Linked DNA regions of Homo sapiens: all the other regions are linked to region 2. Evidence: chromatin loops called from intact Hi-C (ENCODE). Cell type or tissue: mammary epithelial cell. All regions are shown on one strand. Region 1 holds the start of MIR548AQ (microRNA 548aq). Region 2 overlaps IGF2BP2 (insulin like growth factor 2 mRNA binding protein 2). Region 3 has its middle 40 kb from the start of TRA2B. Region 4 has its middle 38 kb from the start of TRA2B.

Region 1 (5,000 bases), 110 kb after region 2:
TATCATCAAAGCCCCAAATTTATTTGCCACTACATTAAGGCAAAACAATTTAAAATATTTTAAATTTAAATTTAAATACATTTTAAAATATTTTAAGTATAATGATCTAGAACGTGGACCAACAAACTACGGTTGATAGGTCAAATCCAGCCAGCCACCTGTTTTTGTATAGTCTACAAGCTAAGAATGTTTTTCCCTTTTTTTAAATGGTTGGAAAAAAAATAAAAAGAATATTCCGTGACATGTGAAAATTATACAAAATTCAAATCTCAGTGTCCATAAATAAAGTTTTATTGGAACACAGCCATGCTCATCCATTTACATATTGTCTATGGCTGCTCTTGCAGAGTTGAATAGGTACTAAAGGGATAGTATCATCTAACAAGCCAAAAATATTTACTAGCTAGTGCTTTACAGAAAAAGTTTGCCAACCCCTGGTCTAGAGACAAACCTGGGTTGTGAAAAATACTTTTTACTGATTTCATTTAATACTTTATAGTTTTCCCTGGTATATTCACACCTATTACTTTCATTTTATCTTCACTCCAAGTCAGTGAGTTATATCCTGTTTAGAGATGAGATCGCAAGTTTGAAAGTGGACTTGCCCAAGGTCATGCAGCAGTTAAGAGGCAAGGCCAGGGCTACACCCCAGTTTTCTGACCTATATCCCAAGGTGTTCACAACACACAGCTGTCTTCTTGGATGCCTGCTAATTGTAGCTGCCGTCTTTTAGACATTCTCTCCACATTTGATAGTTCACCTTAGTGTAAAGTCCCTCCTTCCTAAAATAGGACTGAAAACAAACTGCCCAGCCCCACTTCCTGCTAGGATAGAGACACACAACTGTGGACCCAGTGGCTTCCCAATCTGGCAGAGGCAGTTGTGGGAGAAGCTTCTCGATGGTGGCATAGGCAACAGCTCTCTTGGCAGACCAGTTCTGCAGACTATCAAGAAGCTCCACCTGCAGCCTGTTTCTTCAGCCTGTCCGACAATTCTGTGATCTATCTATATACCTCAATGCATTCTTTTGTGCTTAATCTAGCTACTCTGTGGATTCTGTTCTCCACAACGATGACCAGAGACCAACACAAGTTCAGAAGAAATCCTTATAATACTACAGTGTTTCCTAAAACCTTCCAGAACAACTTCCCACCATCATTACTATCTTCTAAAATCCAATCCCATTTCCATAAGATGTTAAAGGATTCTGTAGTTATGTAAATAAATTATAAAACATCAAGTTAAACAGATTTCTTTACTACAGGACTTCTCAGAGCCTTAAAATGCATGTGTGCTTCACAAATCTCCAAGAAAGGGACAAGTATACAACATTTGAAAAATGTATTTGACCACTGAACCATTTTTTAATATGTCTTACCAGTACAGTAATATATTTGGGGAAATATTGATCAACATACCTTCTACTTGGAAAAAAAAGTTTATAATTATAAAATATTTTAAAATAAGGCTGCTGAAATGAGGAATACAATTCTGGAATATGTTGGGTGAAATTATGGAATGTATTAGGGTTGAAAATGATTTCATGTACTGTTCAGGGGATATATTTTAGTGCAGCCATTTTGGAAAGCATTGGCAATGATTATTTTAGGTTAATGCAAAAGTAATTGCAGTTTTTGCCACTGAAAGTAATGGCAAAAACAGCAATTACTTTCACACCAACCTAAATAGCAAGTGTCTTAATCCTTATATTACTCTTTAATCCAATTATACTTCTAGGAATATTTCCTTAAAAAAATCTGAAATGTGGACAATTACCAGATCCTCAGCCCTTATATACACTTTTGTGACTTTATGCAAAAGAAAAAAATGTTCTCACTTGAGAAAAACACAGAAGGGTACTGCTTTGTCTTTCTATTCAGGTCATAACTTCCTTATGATTGAGGGAAAAGAGACAAAGGGGCTGTTATTTTCTTAGTGGCATCATGACACTATATAAACATTTATTTAGCTCTTTACCTCCTACAGAAAAAGGAAAAAGGAAAGTTGAGAACTTTCCCAAGAGTATCTCTATTGTTAATTAAAACATCCTCAGCCAGATGCATGGCATCCCTGTAAGTGAAACAGTGAAGAACCTGGGCGACATGAGTATGTAGTTAGAGGTGTCACGATGCTGAGCTAACCCGAGGGCTGATGATGAACTACAAACCTTCAGGATAGATTTTTTTCTGTGGGATTCAGTTTAACTTGGTAAAGAATATGATAATGATAAAGAACTGCATGTTAACCCTTTTAAGTCAATCTAAGTATTTTTAAAAGGTCCTTTAATACTACTTAAATATTTAAATTATATTTTGAATATGTATATACTTAATACATATAAAAATGATATAAATTTTCTGTCTAATTCTGTGGAGGACTGAAGGAAGCTTCAAATTCAGCAATTTGTAGATTCAGATCATGTGACTAGGACAGCACTGCCCTCTAGTGGTGGAGTATCATGCTTTCACTTTGAAGCTTCTGATAGATCAATAAGCACCTTTAAAAGGTTGAATCTAAGCCAGGCGTGGTGGCTTTTACGCCTGTCATCCCAGCACTTTGGGAGGCTGAGGCGGGTGGATCACCTGAGGTCAGGGAGACTAGCCTGACCAATATGGTGAAACTCCATCTCTTCTAAAAATACAGAAATTAGCCAGATGTGGTGGCATGCGCCTGTAGTCCCAGCTACTCAGGAGGCTGAGACAGGAGAATTGCTTGAACCTGGGAGGTGGAGATTGCAGTGAGCTGAGATTACGCCACTGCACTCCAGCCTGGGCGACAGAGTGAGACTCCGTCTCAAAACAAATCAAAACAAAAAAAAGGTTGAACCTGGGCGGGGCGCGGTGGTCCACGCCTGTAATCCCAACATTTTGAGAGACCAAGGTGGGAGAATCACTTGAGGCCAGGCATTTGAGATCAGCCTGGGCAACACAGCAAAACCCCCACCTCTATAAAAATTTTTAAAAATTAGCTGAGCATGGGGAGGCTGAGGAGGATGGGAGGATGGATTAGGCCAAGGAGTTGAGGTGGAAGGAGGACTTGGCCCCTCGAGTTTGAGGTTGCAATGAGACATCCATGATCATGCCACTGCACTCCAGCCTAAGAGACAGAATGACACCCTGTCTCCAAATTTTTTTTAAAAAAAAGGTGAATCTATTGTTTAAAACGGAAGTTATAAAGAGACAGCAAACACTCAGAAGAACCTGTAACTCTTAAATAGTGAATGCCATAACCAAGTAAAGGTATTCAGCTCAAAGGCCACTCTTCAATTTGCTCTCAAGTGCATTTTACAGACAGAGAAATCATGGTCTCCAAAGATTAGAAATGGCCTGGCACGGTGGCTCACGCTTGTAATCCCAACACTTTTGGAGGTTTGAGGCAGAAGGATAGCTTGAGCCCAGGAGTTCAAGACCATCCTGGGCAACATACCAAGATCCTATTTCTACAAAAAATTTTAATTAATGGTGATGCACACCTGTGGTCCCAGCTACTCAGGAGGCTGAGGTGGAAGGATCGATTGAGCCCAGGAGGTCAATGCTGCAGTGAACTGTGGTCACTGCCACTGCACTCCCGCCTGGATGATAGAATGAGACCCTGTCTCCAAAAAAAAAAAAAAAAAAAAAAAGAAACAATTTCATCTCAGTCACAAAACCACATGAACCAAGAGGTCTGTGTTTCTGTCATGCTTACTATCTATTAGGCAAAATCCACAAACCATCTTTTCACATTTTATCTCTAAAGAAGTGCCAACTGCCTATAGCAGCAGCCACTGTATCCCTCTTCCCAAAGTTCGGCCCCTGGGGACCAGAGGCCCACACAAACCCAATAAGATCTGGGAACCCCTGGAAGGGAAACGAATCCTGAGCCTTCTCTCTATGTCCTCAAGGAAGCAGAACTGGGGGATGGTCTCTCTCTTAGGCTCCTATGTCAACAGAATCTACGTCTCATAAGAAGGGATGTGGTGGCGGGCGTGTAATTTACATCAGAAAAATGAAGTCTCTACCCTTGCTCTGTCATAGCACACCACATAGTTAGGACTCAGGACTGGTCGAGCAGGACCGGCCAACCCGAGGGAGCATATCTGGTGATTTACGGGAAACTCCAGTTCTCTCAAGGAAAATGGGATGTGATAGGAAAAGCAAAACCAACGAACAGAGATTCACCATGTCAGAGTGAGAAAGAGTAGTGGGTTATATTTAAAAAGGATTTTATACATTGGAAAGTATTTTCACAAGCATCTTATTTGCTCCTTTGGTTATGACCCCATAGGCCTTTATTCCAAGGCACCAGATTTTAAAAAGACTGAGAAGTTAAATGGCTTGCCTGTGTAATCTGGAAAATTGGTAACAGACTCAAGACTCACCCAGAGTCTGTTATGTTTCCCATAGCACCTGTGACACCCAAGGTGGAGGTGCCTTAATTACCAGCACATACAAATTATGAGAGGAGGAGCCCCTCTAGGCAGTCACAGTCAGAGCAGCACAAAGAGACTGTAATAGATGATCTTGTGGAAAGGTTTCTGTTCTATTTGTCTTTTAGTTAGAGACAGGGTCTCACTGTTGCCCAGGCTGGAGTGCAGTGGCACAATTATAGCTCACTGCAGCTTCAAACTCCTGGGCTGAAGTAATCCTCCCACCTCAGCCTCTCTAGCAGCTAGGACTACAGATGTGCATGACCACATCTGGCTAATTTATCCTTTTTTGGTAGAGAGGGAGACTCACTATGTTGCCCAGACTGGTCTTGAACTCTTGGCCTCAAGCAATCTTCCCACCTTGGCTACCCAAAATGCTGAAATTATAGGCATGAGCCATGGCACCCAGCAAACGGCTTTTAAAAATCCAAAGAACAGTCACAGAACTTAAAAAGTAAACAAGCCTAAGACTAGAAGAGGGACAAGGAGGCCTACAAAACTTGAAAAGAGCCTAAATGGGCCAGGCATGGTGGCTCACGCCTGTAACCTCAGCACTTTGGGAGGGCGAGTTGGGCCGATCACTTGAGGCCAG
Region 2 (5,000 bases):
GATCCTTCTGCGGCCTGCGGCTCTGCAGGTGTGAAGCCTGAGGAAGGGACCTGAGCACAGGCAGCGCTAGTGATAATCAAGGGCATCCTCCTCTTGAGCTTCTCAATTTGTTGGATTCCAAAAGCTGTCTGATCGCAGGTTTTCTGTCTTATACAAATGTGATCTGTATCTCTCCTGTGTCTTCACCCAAGAAATGAAAACAGCTATTAAACATACCTGGCCTGAAGACGGCCCCAAGGCATTCTGTTAGAGGGAATGGAAAGCTGCCCAACACATCTGGTATCCGGAGAAGCATTTTCACAACTAAACTTGACCTGACCCAGCTGCACGGTGACTGGCTCCAGGAAGATGGGGTGAACCATCCCTCCTGGGACCCTGTGACAAAAGGCAGAGGCTCTTGGGCAAGGCTGCCAGGGGTCCTTGCAAGTGGGGTCTGTGCAAATGACATTCTCATTTGCTAGACTTTGTTCAAAGATCTTTGGAAACTCTGCTATTCAGTGCCAACAGCACGTGCTCATCTGGCCTTCTGCTTGCCCATCTGCAGCAGTTCCTGCGACCTGTGAGGTGTGCGAGCATCCACAGGTGCAACAGCAACGGCCTAGGCCTCTGCAGAACCTCAAGAGCACTCGGGTGCTGGGGAGTTTGGCGTGCTCAGGCTTTGAGGTGTGTCACTCCCAGGACAAACCAGAACCACAGGAGACAAGATCTGCATTGTGAACATTCACTGGCCACCAAGGGCCAAGTGGGCCTAGCCCCAGGAGAAGTGGCAGGTGCGGCTGAACTGAGGGGGCACTTACAGAGTGATGATGCGGGAACGGGCCAAACTGGTGATGGGGGTACAGGCTGGAGAAGTATCCGGAGTGGGTCTGCAGCATGAGAGAAAGAGTCAGTGGGCGGGTGCTCTCAGGGACTGTCACTGGCCTCAGGGAGGCCAGATTCCCAACATGCGACACAGGCTCTCTGTGGCATCAGCTGGCTCCACTGTCGTGTCTACACGCCTGTCCCTCTGTGTCTCAGATCTCTGCTCCACTTCTCCCACTCAGACCACGGAATGCTTGGCAAGATGTCCCCTGGTTGCAGTAGCTCTCTGGGCTAAATGTTCATCATTTCTAAGCTGAGTCATGCCTGAGGCGTCCTAGGAACATACCATGGGTGTGAACACACACATACACACATACACCCACTGGCACTTGCACCCATACACTCTTAACCTGCCCTCGGGTGGAGAGGCGGGGCCAGTGCCTTCCGTTTTCTGGAGAATGATGAGTCGTAGATGAAAAAGAACAGAGTGTGCTGGACAATACCCAAGAGTTATTCAGAACAAGCAAATGTGTTCCTGGGCAGATAGATCAGTCAGCTCCATCAGAGAATTCTAGAAGGAATGGAAAGAATCCTGAGAAGGGAGAAATGTCAAAGGAGACTGAGCTTTGGGAATCTGAAATGGGAGGATCACTTGGGTTCAGGAACTTGAGACTAGCCTGGGTGACACAGAGAGATCCCATCTGTATAAAAAATAAAAATAAAAAATTAGCTGGGTGTGGTAGTGTGCACTCTGGTCCCAGTTACTCAGGAGGCTGAAGTGGGAGGATCACTTGAGCCTAGGAATTTGAGGCTGCAGTGAGCTATGATTGCACCACTGCACTGGTGCTATGCCTGGGCGACAGAGCAAGGCCCTGTCTCCATAAGAAAAAAAAAAGAGAGAGAGTGACTGAGAGAGGAGAGAAAGAAAATGAATGTGGAGAGAGAGGAGCAGGGAACAGGAGGGCAGATATGGACAGAAAAAAAGTAGAGCTATTAAGAAAATAGAAATTTAGAAAGTAGCTGCTTTTATTTTATTTCTTTATTTTTGAGACGGCATTTCACTCTTTCGCCCAGGCTGGAGTGAAGTGGCGCGATCTCGGCTCACTGCAACCTCCGCCCCCGCAGGTTCAAGCGATTCTCCTGCCTCAGCCTCCCAAGTGGCTGGGATTACAGGCACCCCCCACCACGCCTGGTTAATTTTTTGTATTTTTAGTAGAGATGGGGTTTCACCATGTTGGCCAGGCTGGTCTCGTACTCCTGACCTCAGGTGATCTACCCGCCTTAGCCTCCCAAAGTGATATGATTATAAGTGTGAGCCACTGCACCCTGCCAAGTAGCTGCTTTTTACTGAATAGGTACTGTGTACTAGATACTAACATAGATATTTTGTGTCTATTCATAAACTCTTTTAATCCTCACAACAGTCCTATGAGAAGGAACTATGTCTGATTTGATACTTTTTTTTTTTTGAGATGGTGTTTCACTCGTTGACTAGGCTGGAGTGCAGTGGCGCAATCTCGGCTCACTGCATCCTCCACCTCCCGGGTTCAAGCGATTCTCCTGCCTCAGCCTCCCAAATAGCTGGGATTACAGGCATGTGCCACCAAGCTCAGCTAATTTTGTATTGTTAGTAGAGACAGGGTTTCACCATGTTGGTAAGGCTGGTCTTGAACTCCTGACCTCAAGTGATCCACCCGCCTCAGCCTCCCTTTAAAGTGCTGAGGTTACAGGCGTGAACCACCGCGCCCGGTCTGATATATTCTTACAGGCAGAACGCTGACCTGAGTCAGCAGAATTGCTAGCTGTGCTTTACACAAGGCTGGGTCAACACTGACATTGCTGTTCCAGGAAAGGAAGTGAACAGCTCTGGGCACCATGGAACCAATTCCCACAGGCCCACCCTGCAAGATAGTCCTCCAGGAAGACGATTCCAACAGTGGTCAGACGTGGCTGAGGTTTGGAGTCTGGTGACCCAGCTTTCACTTGAGGATCCCTGAGCAAATCTCACAGTGACAGGCAATGCCCTCCATCCCCCGAATCTCCTGAAGGTTAGGATTTTGCCTTATGACCCATTAGGGACAAAATGAAACCGTTGCCCTTTTTGAGCTTGGAATGAGAAGGCAGAGATGTGAACAACTTGAGGAGCTGCTCCAGGGCTGCTGTAGGTTACCAGCCACGCCTGCCGGCGACAGAGCTCCACTTAACACGGCTGTAGTGAGAGCCTTGCTTTGACTTGGAAAGGGGCTGCAGCAGCCCCTCATGCCCACAAGAGGGCGCTATGAGATCAGCAGTCTCTTGGCAAGCTCAAGTTTTGCAGGAAGGTGGGTGAAGCAGTTTCTCTCTCTTGGCTCTGCTTCTAAGGACCCCCTGGAAAGAACATCAGCTCCAGAGCTTTCTCTGCAGGTCCGTGTCCTGGGCCATGAAGAGCTGGGGGAGAATTCATGCAACTCTTCTGCACAAAACTCTAGTCTGGGAAAAGAGCACTTCAGCCCTCCTCCCGCCTGAAGAATCGTTCCTTCAGGTCTCATGGCAGAAATAATTCCTTTGAACTATGATTTGCCATTTCCTTACAAAACTCATGTGAGGCCGGGAATAGACAAGCCACAGTGTGGCTCCTATTCTGGGTTCAAATACTTCTCACATAAATACTATCAAATTTAGACTTCCTAGGAACTCAGGGTAAGAAAGAGATTTTTAAAATTAGCTGTCAAAGGATAAAAAGGACAAATTCTCTTTTATTCATGAGTAACAGCTGAAAAATTGTCACAGGGAAAGAATCTTGAACTTGCAATCAGGAGCTTGTTTCTAGCGGAGGCTCTGCCATTAGCCCCTGTATATAGAAGTTAGTTTCTGGTGTCAGAAGATCTGAGTCTCTGAATCACTACCTCTACAAGTTGGAAAAAATTATTTAATCTTTCTGAGCCTTATCCACAAACAGACTCAAATAATATCTAGTTCTTATAGTACTGTTGTGAGGGTTTGTTCATTCATTCATTCAAAAGGCATTTGAGGCTGGGCACGGTGGCTCATGCCTGTAATCCTAGCACTTTGGGAGGCTGAGGCAGGCGGATTATTTGAGGTCAGCAGTTCAAGACCAGCCTGTCCAACATGGCGAAACCCCATCGCTAGCAAAAATACAAAAATTAGCCGGGCGTGGTGGTGGACACCTGCAATTCCAGCTATTCAGGAGGCTGAGGTGGGAGAATCGCTTGAACCCGGGAGACAAGAGGTTTCAGTGAGCCGAGATCATGCCACTGCACTCCAGCCTGGGTGACAGAACAAGACTGTCTCAAAAAAAAAAAAAAAAAAAAAAGGCATCTGAGCACCTACTCTGTGGGAGGCATTGACCCGGGTCCCGGGTGCTGGGGACACAGTTATTAAGACAGTAATGGTCACTGTCAGCATGGAGCTTGTGTTCTACCGGGGAGGCAGGCACAAAAGAGAACTTCAAGTACTGTGAAAGAAATGAACAAGAACAGGCAAGGAGCAGGTGTGGAGGTGAGTGGTCTGGAAAAGACTGCTGCAGTCAAGACCCAGGGAGGAGATGGAGCCCCAGAAAAGGCACTGGGACGGAGCATTCTAAGCAGGGTTCTAGGAGGTCCAGAGCTAGAAAAGGGGTTGGCCTACTGGAAAACAGAAAGGAGGGCAGTGTGGTGAATGTGAATGAGGGTTAGCAGGATGTGGCGGGGGAGGCAGCACCAGTGGGCTACAGACTTGACACTCAGCAGGACAGACGCCCTTGACGGGTGCTATGTGGCATTCAGTGAGGTCACAGGAATGAAAGATCACTGGGCACTGGATGAGCTAAATTAATTAGTGATAAATGAGTGCTTATGTATAATGAAAGGTCTGGCCAGACGTGGTGGCTCAAGCCTGTAATCCCAGCACTTTGGGAGGCCGAGGTAGGCAGATCGCTTGAGGTCAGGAGTTCAAGACCAGCCTGGCCAACATGGTGAAACCCCACTTCTACCCAAAATACAAAAATTAGCCAGGCATGGTGGTGCACATCTGTAGTTCCAGCTACTTGGGAGGCTGAGGCAGGGGAACTGCTTGAACCCGGGAGGCGGAGGTTGCAGTGAGCCGAGATCATGCCACTGCACTCCAGCCTGGGTGACAGAGTGAGACTCCATCTCAAAAAGAAAAAAAGACAAAAAAAAAAAAAGTGTCTTATCAGAGCATACTATTTCCCCTTCCCATAC
Region 3 (5,000 bases), 320 kb after region 2:
AGCAATATGCTGATGTTTTGTCCAAGGTTTTGGGGAAAGAAGTCCGAGATGCAAAGGTGAGTTCTTAGGGGACATCCATGTGATCACAAGAGGCCACCTTGGTTAACATTCCACTGACTTACAAATTTTGGTAGACTCTCTGTGGATTTAGGCAGGATTGAACTTAAACTTTCAGAAGAAATTGAGAAGGATTGTGGTTCCATAAATCTATCTTCATCGATTGGTGCAGTGGAATCTCTCCCATATGGCTTTATTTCTTTGGCTTAGGGTTAATTGACTTGTAAAAGTAAAATTACTTTTGAGTGGAAAGAACGTAGAATGTGAAGATTGAGATACAGCCTTTTTACACACATGATCCCAACTCCTCTCATAAGTCCTTGCTGCTGACCACTTCGGTCGTCCAGAGCTAGCTGATGTGGAACAAGACACTTAGCTTCATTGAGCCTCAGCTTCCTCAGTTGCAAAGTGGGGAATGATAGTATCTACTTTGGATGTTCTTGTGAAAGTTACAGAGAATATATTTAAAGGGCTTATCATAGTGTTTGGCACATGGCAGAGATGTATTGAGTCTCTATTATGAACCCAATGCTACTTTAAGGAATTTGCAGCAAGGTTGGAGTAAAAATATTGATGCCCATCAAGTCGCCATGATCATTATAAGACATAACACTATAGGTGCTTAATTGTGTTGTTCAGACTATCTGTGCTATAGATGACCAGAAAACAGTGGAAGAAGGTTTCATGGAAGACGTGGGCTTGAGTTGGTCCTTGAGGGAACATGACCATGTATAGACAGAGGAGGCATCAAGAAGGCTGGCCTGGCTAATTCTGGAATAAACACGACAAACCAGAGGCAGTACGGGAAGGAGGCAAATTCTGGCTCTGCCTCTATCCTTGGTAATTTACTTAACCTCTCTCCATCTCAGTGTCTTCATATGTTCCAAAAAAAGTTGTTATACCTCCTTCATGGGATCATTGTGAGGATGAAATGAGATCTGTACAGCAGGTGCTTGGCACTGGGTCTGGCATTTAGTAAGCCCTCAGCAACTGATCATGCTATAAATCATGCAGGAATGGCCTCCTTGTGTGGGGGGCTGCCTTCTTGGGCTTGGGGGTAAGTTATTTTCTCCAAGAAATTGTGCCTGGCCAGGACAGACTTTTTACAGAAGAGTGAGAATTGGTGATATTGGGCATCACCAGCCATTTCCCCAAGCAGGTATTGACAAGAGGAAGGGAAAAGAAAACAGGTTGTTTTCAGGGTACAATGATAGAGTTGAGTAGTTCCAACAGAGAACTTATGGCCCACAAAGCCTACAATATTTATATCTAGGCCTTTAGAAAAAAGTTTGTTTCCCAGCACTTTGGGAGGCCAAGGAGGGTGGATCACGAGGTCAGGAGTTTGAGACCAGCCTGGCGAACATGGTGAAACCCCGCCTCTACTAAAAATACAAAAATTAGCTGGGCATGGTGGTGGGCACCTGTAATCCCAGCTACTGGGGAGGCTGAGGCAGGAAAATCATTTGAACCCAGGAGGTGGAGGTTGTAGTGAGCCAAGATCGCGCCATTGCACTCCAGCCTGGGCGAGAGGGCAAGACTCCGTCTCAAAAAAAAAAAAAATAGTTTGTTGACATATGTTCTAGAATATTTCCTAGAATTAGGGATAGAAAGTTGGTTCTTGTTTGGATCAACAGCTCTTGGTCCAATGATTCTAGAGGGGATATCTAGATTCCCAATTCAGCCTCGGGTACTGAAGTTGTGAGGAGGCAAAGAGATATTTTTTTTTTTCTGGAAAACCAGTGTGGGAGTCAATCCAGCCACAAAACCACATCTGGTTATCTCATTGAAGCCACACACACATTTCTCGGAGAGATTGTTACTCCTGAACCCAAGAAGGCAGCCACCCACTCAAAGATGGGCTCACAAGAAGATCTGCAAGGTTCCTTGCACCTGAGTACACATTCACTTCTCAGTGACCCTTCTCCCAGGCCATTTGCATTTGGGTCATATGTTCATTTTGTCTTGTGGTTTTGAACTCTGTAAGGAAGGAGAGAAAGAGAGAGCGTGAGTGTAGGGGATGAGTGTGTGTATTGATTCTTAGAGGATGCAGTAGACATTGTTCTGAATTGCTCAGAACCTTCCAAGCATCTATTAGTCATATACTTGGTCCCTGACACTTCTTGGTATACAAATTGTTTTATAATGCAGCTGAAGCTCCTCTGGCACCACAGACTGTAGGGCATCAGAGGCTGGAACTTCTGTAGAATGGTCTGACAATTCCGGGGAAGGGTGCATCTGGCCACAAGGTGGCGCTCCAGCCCTCACGGTCTGACTTCCTCCTACCTCCTCAAGTGGGTGTGAAATGTCTAGTTGAAACTGTCTAACCCCCAAAGGAAGATGGTTTTCTCAGAAAGTGAGACATAACAGAACAGACCTCTTTCCTTCAAAAATCTGCAGTAAAAGAATCCCTTATTTTACTGAAGTACATGTGGTATCAAAGTTATGGATGAAAGAGTGACTCAAGGAGACAGACATGAAAGAATCTTCCATGCTTCTCACATAGACTTCTATTTCCAAACTCACTTCAAATTTTCAACGTTTTTCTGATTTCAAAAATAGCAACTGCTTATTGAAGAAAACTCGGAAAATTATGAAAAAGAAAATACAAATCACACGTAGTTCAATCTCTCAGAGATAGCTACTGTTAAGATTTGACAGATTGTCTTGTCTTTTTCCAGTATATATAAGTATCTATATATGTATATACTGTATATACTTATATATATTTATTGTATTAAATATATACATATGTATATGTATATATAAGTATGTGTATATATGTATATATTTAATACAATTATTAAATTGTATTATTGTATTAAATGTATACATATATACACACATATATATACATATGCATATATTTAACACAGTTAAAATAACACTAAATGTACCATTTTGTTTCTGGCCTTTTCAGTTAATGTTATGAGAATTTTTCTATTTTGTTAAACTTCTCCAAAAACATTAAACTGCATTATGTTCTGAGAGTAGATGTACCACAATTAATTCTACCATTTCTGTATTGTTGGCCATGTAGGTTGTTCTTAATTTTCTCATTATTATGAATGCATGTGACAATCATTGTTTTGCCTAAGTTGTTTGTGTCTGTCACCTTTTTTAAAGGCCAAGTAAAATTGCAAAGTCAGAGTTTATCTCTGAGGGCTAAAGACAGATTATACTGGATCCAATAGAAATGATTTTTAGCTAATTCAGTAGGGGGAATTATGGATCTAGTTAGTGTTAGAAAGGATTCAAGGAGTGGATTTTATGGAAGGTGACAGAAGGCAGCTCAGTTGGCGTGGGATGGGCTCCATTTCTGCTTGGGCCTGGCCTTGGCAAAGGCTGGGGCAATTGGAGGTAAAATACAGACCTCTAACCAAGAAAGGGAGCGAGGATGGATGGGCCATCAGCCAGGTGAGAAGGAGAGCCTGGTGCCAGAGAGGGGGGATCTTGATGCCGCATGGAGGCCCAGGTGGGTGGACGGTTTCAGAGGGCTGGTGGGGGAATACGAAGAGGAAGTATAGGCAAGAGCACTGTGAGGTGCTATTCACATGAAGGCTGGTACAGATCTACAGTACCTTACCCAAAAGGCTTGGGGCCAGAAACAATTCAGCTTTAGGAATCTTTCGGCTTTTAGATAGGTTATTGTCTACATATATAACATCACCAGCACGGGCTGGAGCAGGAACCTGTAATCAAACACATCTATATCTCTGCAGGCAAATATTTGAATGTTTCCACTAAATGGTATGATTAAAGACCATAAATAGCTTCACATAGTTAGATCAGGTTTGCCACTAATTTAGTTCAAAAAGGTCAGTTTGCTGCCAAATGGCTTATGGGGGAAAAAAAACTTTAGAGTCTCTTGGATTTTGGAGTTAGGCTAAAGAATTGTGGACCTGGCTGGGTGCTGTGGCTCACACCTGTAACCCCAGCACTTTGGGAGGCAGAGGCGGGCAGATCACCTGAGGTCAGGAGTTTGAGACCAGGCTGGCCAACATGGCGAAACCCCATCTCTACCAAAAATACACAAAATTAGTCGGGCGTGGTGGCGGGTGCCTGTAATCCCAGCTACTCAGGAGGCTGAGGCAGGAGAATTACTTGAACTCGGAGGGCAGAGGTTGCAGTGAGCCGAGATCGCACCACTGCACTCCAGTCTGAGTGACAGAGTGAGACACTGTCTTAAAAAAAAAAAAAAAAGAATTATGGACCTGTGTCATCATTAAGGTGAATAATGTCATTTCAAACTATTTTAAGTATGGGCTATAACATTTTCTGTCTTCTTATTTGTTCTTAAAAGATTACCCCGGAAGCTTTCGAGAAGCTGGGATTCCCTGCAGCAAAGGAAATAGCCAATATGTGTCGTTTCTATGAAATGAAGCCAGACCGAGATGTCAATCTCACCCACCAACTAAATCCCAAAGTCAAAAGCTTCAGCCAGTTTATCTCAGAGAACCAGGGAGCCTTCAAGGGCATGTAGAAAATCAGCTGTTCAGATAGGCCTCTGCACCACACAGCCTCTTTCCTCTCTGATCCTTTTCCTCTTTACGGCACAACATTCATGTTGACAGAACATGCTGGAATGCAATTGTTTGCAACACCGAAGGATTTCCTGCGGTCGCCTCTTCAGTAGGAAGCACTGCATTGGTGATAGAACACGGTAATTTGATTCACATTTAACTTGCTAGTTAGTGATAAGGGTGGTACACCTGTTTGGTAAAATGAGAAGCCTCGGAACTTGGAGCTTCTCTCCTACCACTAATGGGAGGGCAGATTATACTGGGATTTCTCCTGGGTGAGTAATTTCAAGCCCTAATGCTGAAATTCCCCTAGGCAGCTCCAGTTTTCTCAACTGCATTGCAAAATTCCCAGTGAACTTTTAAGTACTTTTAACTTAAAAAAATGAACATCTTTGTAGAGAATTTTCTGGGGAACATGGTGTT
Region 4 (5,000 bases), 240 kb after region 2:
GGCAAGCTGGGTGCATCACTTGAGGCCAGGAGTTTGAGACCAGCCTGGCCATCATGGCGAAACCCCGTCTTTACTAAAAATACTAAAAATTAGCTGGGCATGGTGATGCACACCTGTAGGCCCAGCTATTTGGGAGGCTGAGGCACGAGAATCGCTTGAACCCGGGAGGCAGAGGTTGCAGTGAGCCAAGATCATGCCACTACACTCCAGCCTGGGTGACAGAGCAGCAAGACTCCGTCTCAAACAAACAACAACAACAAACCTATCCACTTAAATTTTTCATTCGTATATTTTATTTTTAGATTCTAAAATTTTTGTTTGATTCTTTTCTGCATTTTCCGTCTTTCTATTGACATTTCCCAATTGTTCTCTCATTGTGTTCATCTTTTCCTTAAAATAGTTTAATGTGTTTATAATGCAGGTTTAAAGTCCTTGTTGATAATAACATCATTTCCATCATGTTGGGGTGTATTTCTATTTACTAACTTTCTTCCTCATTATAGATCATACTTTCCTGCTTCTTTCTGTATCTAGTAATTTTTAAATTATATGCTAGACATTATGGATGCTAAATTGTTGAGTGTCCAAATTTTTTTTAACTTCCTTGATAGATTTTTAGATTTTCTTTTTCAGGGACTTAATTTACTTGGGAATTAGCTTAATACTTTTGAAACTTATTTTTTAGCTTTGTTAGGGTGGGTCTAGAGAAACCTTTAACTCTAGGGCTAGATTAGTCTTTCTCCTAAGATGGGGTCTTTCTGAGATGTCTGCTGTGGTCTCATTTTTTATAAAGTATTTCCACTCTGGCTGGTTGAAACTTGAACATCTTTCAGACCTGTATGAGATTCGGTAGTTATTTAGCTCTCAGCTAAATGATAGTTGTTATTTCTCTGGTAATTGTTCATTGCCCAGCCTCTTGGAGACTTGTTCTGTGCATGCATAGTTTAGTATTTAGACGAAGACTCAACAGGGTCCCGACGCAGATTTTTGGAGGTCCTCCTTGGCATTGGTTCTTTCTCTTTGGTAATCTGCCCTACACATTCCAGACACAAGGTAGTCCTGAACTCTGATTTCCGTGTTCTTAAGTCAGGGAGACTTTTGTCCTCTGGTTGGGCTACCCCTCAGACACCACAGTCCAGAAATTGGCTCCAGAGAGAAAGCCATGGCATGCGGGCTCGTTTTGTTTGTTCCCTTTGCTGAAGAATCATGGTGCTGTGTTGCCTGAGGTACAACAGTTATTTCATGTATTTTGTCCAGCTTTATAGCTGTTTACTGAGGGAGAGCTGGTTGAGTATCAGTTTCTGTCATGGCTTGAAGTGTAAATACTTGCCTTTCAGCTTTCATATTTTTAATTTTGGAGAGTGATGAAAATATTCTAAATCATGAGTTTCAGAGGTAGTTATGTGACTATACACTTGTCAGAACTCATTGAATTGTGTAATAAGGGTACTTTTTTTGCATGTAGATGTTTATTTTATTTTATTTATTTATTTATTTATTTTTTGAGGTGAAATCTTGCTCTGTCACATAGGCTAGAGTGCAGTGGCGCAATCTCGGCTCATTGCAACCTCTGCCTCCCAGATTCAAGCGATTTTCATGCTCAGCCTCTTGAGTAGCTGGGATTACAGGTGCGCATCACCACATCTGGCTAATTTAACATCCGGCTAATTTTTGTATTTTTAGTAGAGACAGGGTTTCACCATGTTGGCCAGGCTGGTCTCAAACTCCTGACCTCATGTGATCCACCCGCCTTGGCCTCCCAAAGTGTTGGGATTACAGGTGTGAGCCACCACGCCCAGCCATGCATGTAAATTATACTCCAATAAAGCTCAGAAAAAGGTAAAATACTTTTTGAGACAAAAAAGTATTAAATGTTTAAATATTATTAAATATTAAATATAAGCACACACAAGAGTATACAGAATAATGGGAAACACCCTTATCATTATCACTCAGACTACAAAATAAAGCAATACAAATACAAGCAGAAGCTCCGTATATATGCCTCTCTTTGCATTTACTATCCTCATGCTTGTTTTTATCACCTTACTTCATATGTAGGTGTCTCCACAAATATGGTATTGTTTTCCCTGTCTTTAAACTTCACACATAAATGTTTCATTCATCTAGCTGTTTTCAATGATGTGATAATAAATAGGCAAACCCACACATGTGATTATATTTGCACAACTTCTAGACTTGGACCTGTACAGAAATGCAAAGTTTACCTGACTCTCTACATTTTGAACTCACTGTACTTCTCTCAGGAGAGAATGCCAAGAAAGTCACTGTCATTTATTCCTCTGCCTGGGGCAGAAAAATTAGTGAACACTCACTCTTGGTAAGTGGCATGAAAGGCCATTTGTAAGCCTGGCCCTGCTCCAATGGCTGCTGTGAAGATTCATGCACTGAGGGTGATGAGGGCTTGGAGCTCCCCTTGGCCTGAGTCAGCAACCTGCTGGTGCCTGGTGTCAGCAGTTTCCGGTCAGGGAGTGACTCACTGGACACCCTCCTACTTTCTGCTGGATGGAAGTGAGTGTCTCAGGGAAATTGATTCCAGCCCTCAGATCCAGACTGCACCATTAACTCTGTAAATCTGATTAATCCCTTAACAAGGGTCAGAAACATCTGTAATTCCTTTCCAGCGAGCCTCGTTTTTTATTTTATTATTATTATTATTTTGAGATGGAGTTTCACTCTTGTCGCCCAGGCTGGAGTGCAATGGCGTGATCCCGGCTCACTGCAACCTCCACCTCCCAGGTTCAAGCGAGTCTCCTGCTTCAGCCTCCCGAGTAGCTGGGATTACAGGTGCCCGCCACCACACTCAGCTAATTTTGTATTTTTAGTAGACGGGGTTTCTCCATGTTGGTCAGGCTGGTATCTAACTTCCGACCTCAGGTGATCTGCCCGCCTCGGCCTCCCAGGGTGCTGGGATTACAGGCGTGAGCCACTGCACCCGGCCTTACCAAATTTAAAACGATAGAAACACTGTTCAGACCAGGAACGGTGTCTCACACCTGTAATCCCAGCACTTTGGGAGGCCGAGGTGGCCGATCACTTGAAGTCAGGCGTTTGGGACCGGCCTGGCCAACATGGCAAAACCCCGACTCTACCAAAAATACAAAAATTAGCCAGGCGACATGGCGAATGCCTGTAATCCCAGCTACTCAGGAGGCTGAGGCAGGAGAATTGCTTGAACCCGGGAGGCGGAGGTTGCAGTGAGCCAATATTGTGCCACTGCACTCCAGCCTGGGAGACAGAGCGAGACTCCATCTCAAAAAGAAAACAAAAACAAAACAACAACAACAACAACAAACCCACTTTGTTCATAGAACTGCTGTGTATACAGCATGAAATTTGTATTTTCTTTTTAAATCTACAATCCTACACTTCAGGTTTGCAACTTTTGCTAATGTAAATCCTCCAGAACAAGCCTATCTCTTAAATCACTAGCAAGACTGCAGCTCATAAACACAGCCGGATCCTTCAGAATGAGTTTTATTTTCTCATATCCTTTGCTTATTCTAAGTAGAGCTTCATTTTCTTTTCCATGCTATTTTGAGCTATAACAAACCGCTCCTCTGTCCATTTCTTGATTTCCTGACAGGTCAGTTTTGATCTGTATAGTTTGATCAGTATAGTTAAATTTCCTGAAAGGCCACACAGCTGAGCCATGTAAAGTTCTCAGTAGAAATAAGAGGGACTGTGGCCAGGCATGGTGGCTCACGCCTGTAATCCCAGCACTTTGGGAGGCTGAAGTGAGTGGATCACCAGAGGTCAGGAGTTCAAGACCAGCCTGACCAACATATTGAAACCCTGTCTCTGCTAAAAATACAAAAAATTAGCTGGGCGTGGTGGCGGGCTCCTGTAATCCCAGCTACTCTGGAGGCTGAAGCAGGAGAATCGCTTGAACCCAGGAGGTGGAGATTGCAGTGAGCCGAGATGGCGCCATTGTACTCCAGCCTGGGCGACAAGAGCAAAATTCTGTCTCAAAAAATAAAAAAAATAAAAAAATTAAAAAAAGAAAGAAAGAAGAGGGACATCAAACAGAGGAGCCTGTTTTCAGAGTTCCCAGACCACATGAAATTCAGAAGCATTAACTAACCCCTTTGAAAGCAAAAATTTAATGCAGAAAAAGTACAAAAAGCATGCCAATATTAGGACACACGCACACACAACTGCATACACACTTTTTTTGCACATTTATTTTTTATTCTACTTCAAGTCAAGTATAATCAGTTTCTATATTTTTCAGTGAAATCAATTCCTTGAGGACTGAACATGCTTTTCTCATACACCCACAGTTTTCCTCCTCCCAGCTTCACCATTTAGGGATATGATACTTTTCAGAGTTGATAGGAAGTGTTTACCTTATTTTGACCATCTCAATATTGTTCACTTTTGAGACACGTACTATAATATAGCATGAATGACTTTCCTTTTTTCTTCTTTTTCTTTTTTTGAGAATGAGTCTCGCTTTATCACCCAGGCTGGAGTGCAATGGCATGATCTTGGCTCATTGCAACCTCCTTCTCCTGGGTTTAAGCGATTTTCCCCGCTCAGTCTCCCGAGTAGCTGGGATTACAGGTGCCCGCCACAACACCCGGCAAATTTTTGTGTTTTTAGTAGAGACGGGGTTTCACCATGTTGGCCGGGCTGGTCTCAATCTCCTGACTGCAAGTGATCTGCCTGCCTTGGCCTCCCAAAGTGCTGGGATTACAGGTGTGAGCTACGGCACCCAGCCATGAATGGCTTTCTTATTCCCTACAAATATTGTTTTATATCCTAGAATTCCAATTTTTTTTCATTTTTTAAATTTTTTATGTGCACGTATCTAATTTTCTTTGACTACTTCAAACCTGTGAAAGCCTCTCAGTAGTGTCTCTGAATACAAAAAGAGTTCCATTTTCCTTATTTGCCAAAGCACATCATCTAGGAGATTCCTCAAAAGTTGCATAGGGTATTCTTTTTTTTTTGAGATGGAGTCTCGCTTTGTCGCC

What was found. Peaks named below come from ENCODE experiments on the same cell type or tissue, not always from the same donor. Only the 100,000 strongest peaks of a DNase experiment are listed, where the experiment ranks them.
Region 1: a loop joins it to region 2, with 9 times the contacts of the local background. A loop is called at or near these places in 77 of 110 quality-filtered maps.
Region 3: it touches region 2 in a loop (18-fold over the local background); 9 of 110 quality-filtered maps call a loop at or near these places.
Region 4: it touches region 2 in a loop (12-fold over the local background); 13 of 110 quality-filtered maps call a loop at or near these places.

The regions. Positions count from the first base shown.
Region 1 is chr3:185,766,232-185,771,231 of GRCh38, forward strand. The region is part of intron 2 of IGF2BP2 (insulin like growth factor 2 mRNA binding protein 2); the gene reads right to left. It overlaps MIR548AQ (microRNA 548aq), which reads right to left and starts at 1,673; the gene lies at 1,616-1,673. RefSeq lists enhancers at 3,075-3,575, 3,576-4,076. In mammary epithelial cell, a CTCF peak has its summit at 2,450 (motif pointing left); no DNase peak of the experiment used is centred here; H3K27ac peaks cover 1,660 bases.
Region 2 is chr3:185,657,544-185,662,543 of GRCh38, forward strand. It overlaps IGF2BP2 (insulin like growth factor 2 mRNA binding protein 2), which reads right to left. Exons shown (of 16, transcript NM_006548.6): 11 at 798-866. Among named protein-coding and RNA genes, the nearest start is that of IGF2BP2-AS1, 53 kb to the right of the region's middle. In mammary epithelial cell, a CTCF peak has its summit at 3,067 (motif pointing right); DNase peaks (open chromatin) are centred at 1,218 and 3,068; H3K27ac peaks cover 3,707 bases.
Region 3 is chr3:185,975,301-185,980,300 of GRCh38, forward strand. It overlaps the pseudogene NMRAL2P. Among named protein-coding and RNA genes, the nearest start is that of TRA2B, 40 kb to the left of the region's middle. In mammary epithelial cell, a CTCF peak has its summit at 2,298 (motif pointing right); no DNase peak of the experiment used is centred here.
Region 4 is chr3:185,897,989-185,902,988 of GRCh38, forward strand. No RefSeq gene overlaps it. Among named protein-coding and RNA genes, the nearest start is that of TRA2B, 38 kb to the right of the region's middle. RefSeq lists an enhancer at 2,313-2,607. In mammary epithelial cell, no CTCF peak of the experiment used is centred here; a DNase peak (open chromatin) is centred at 2,423.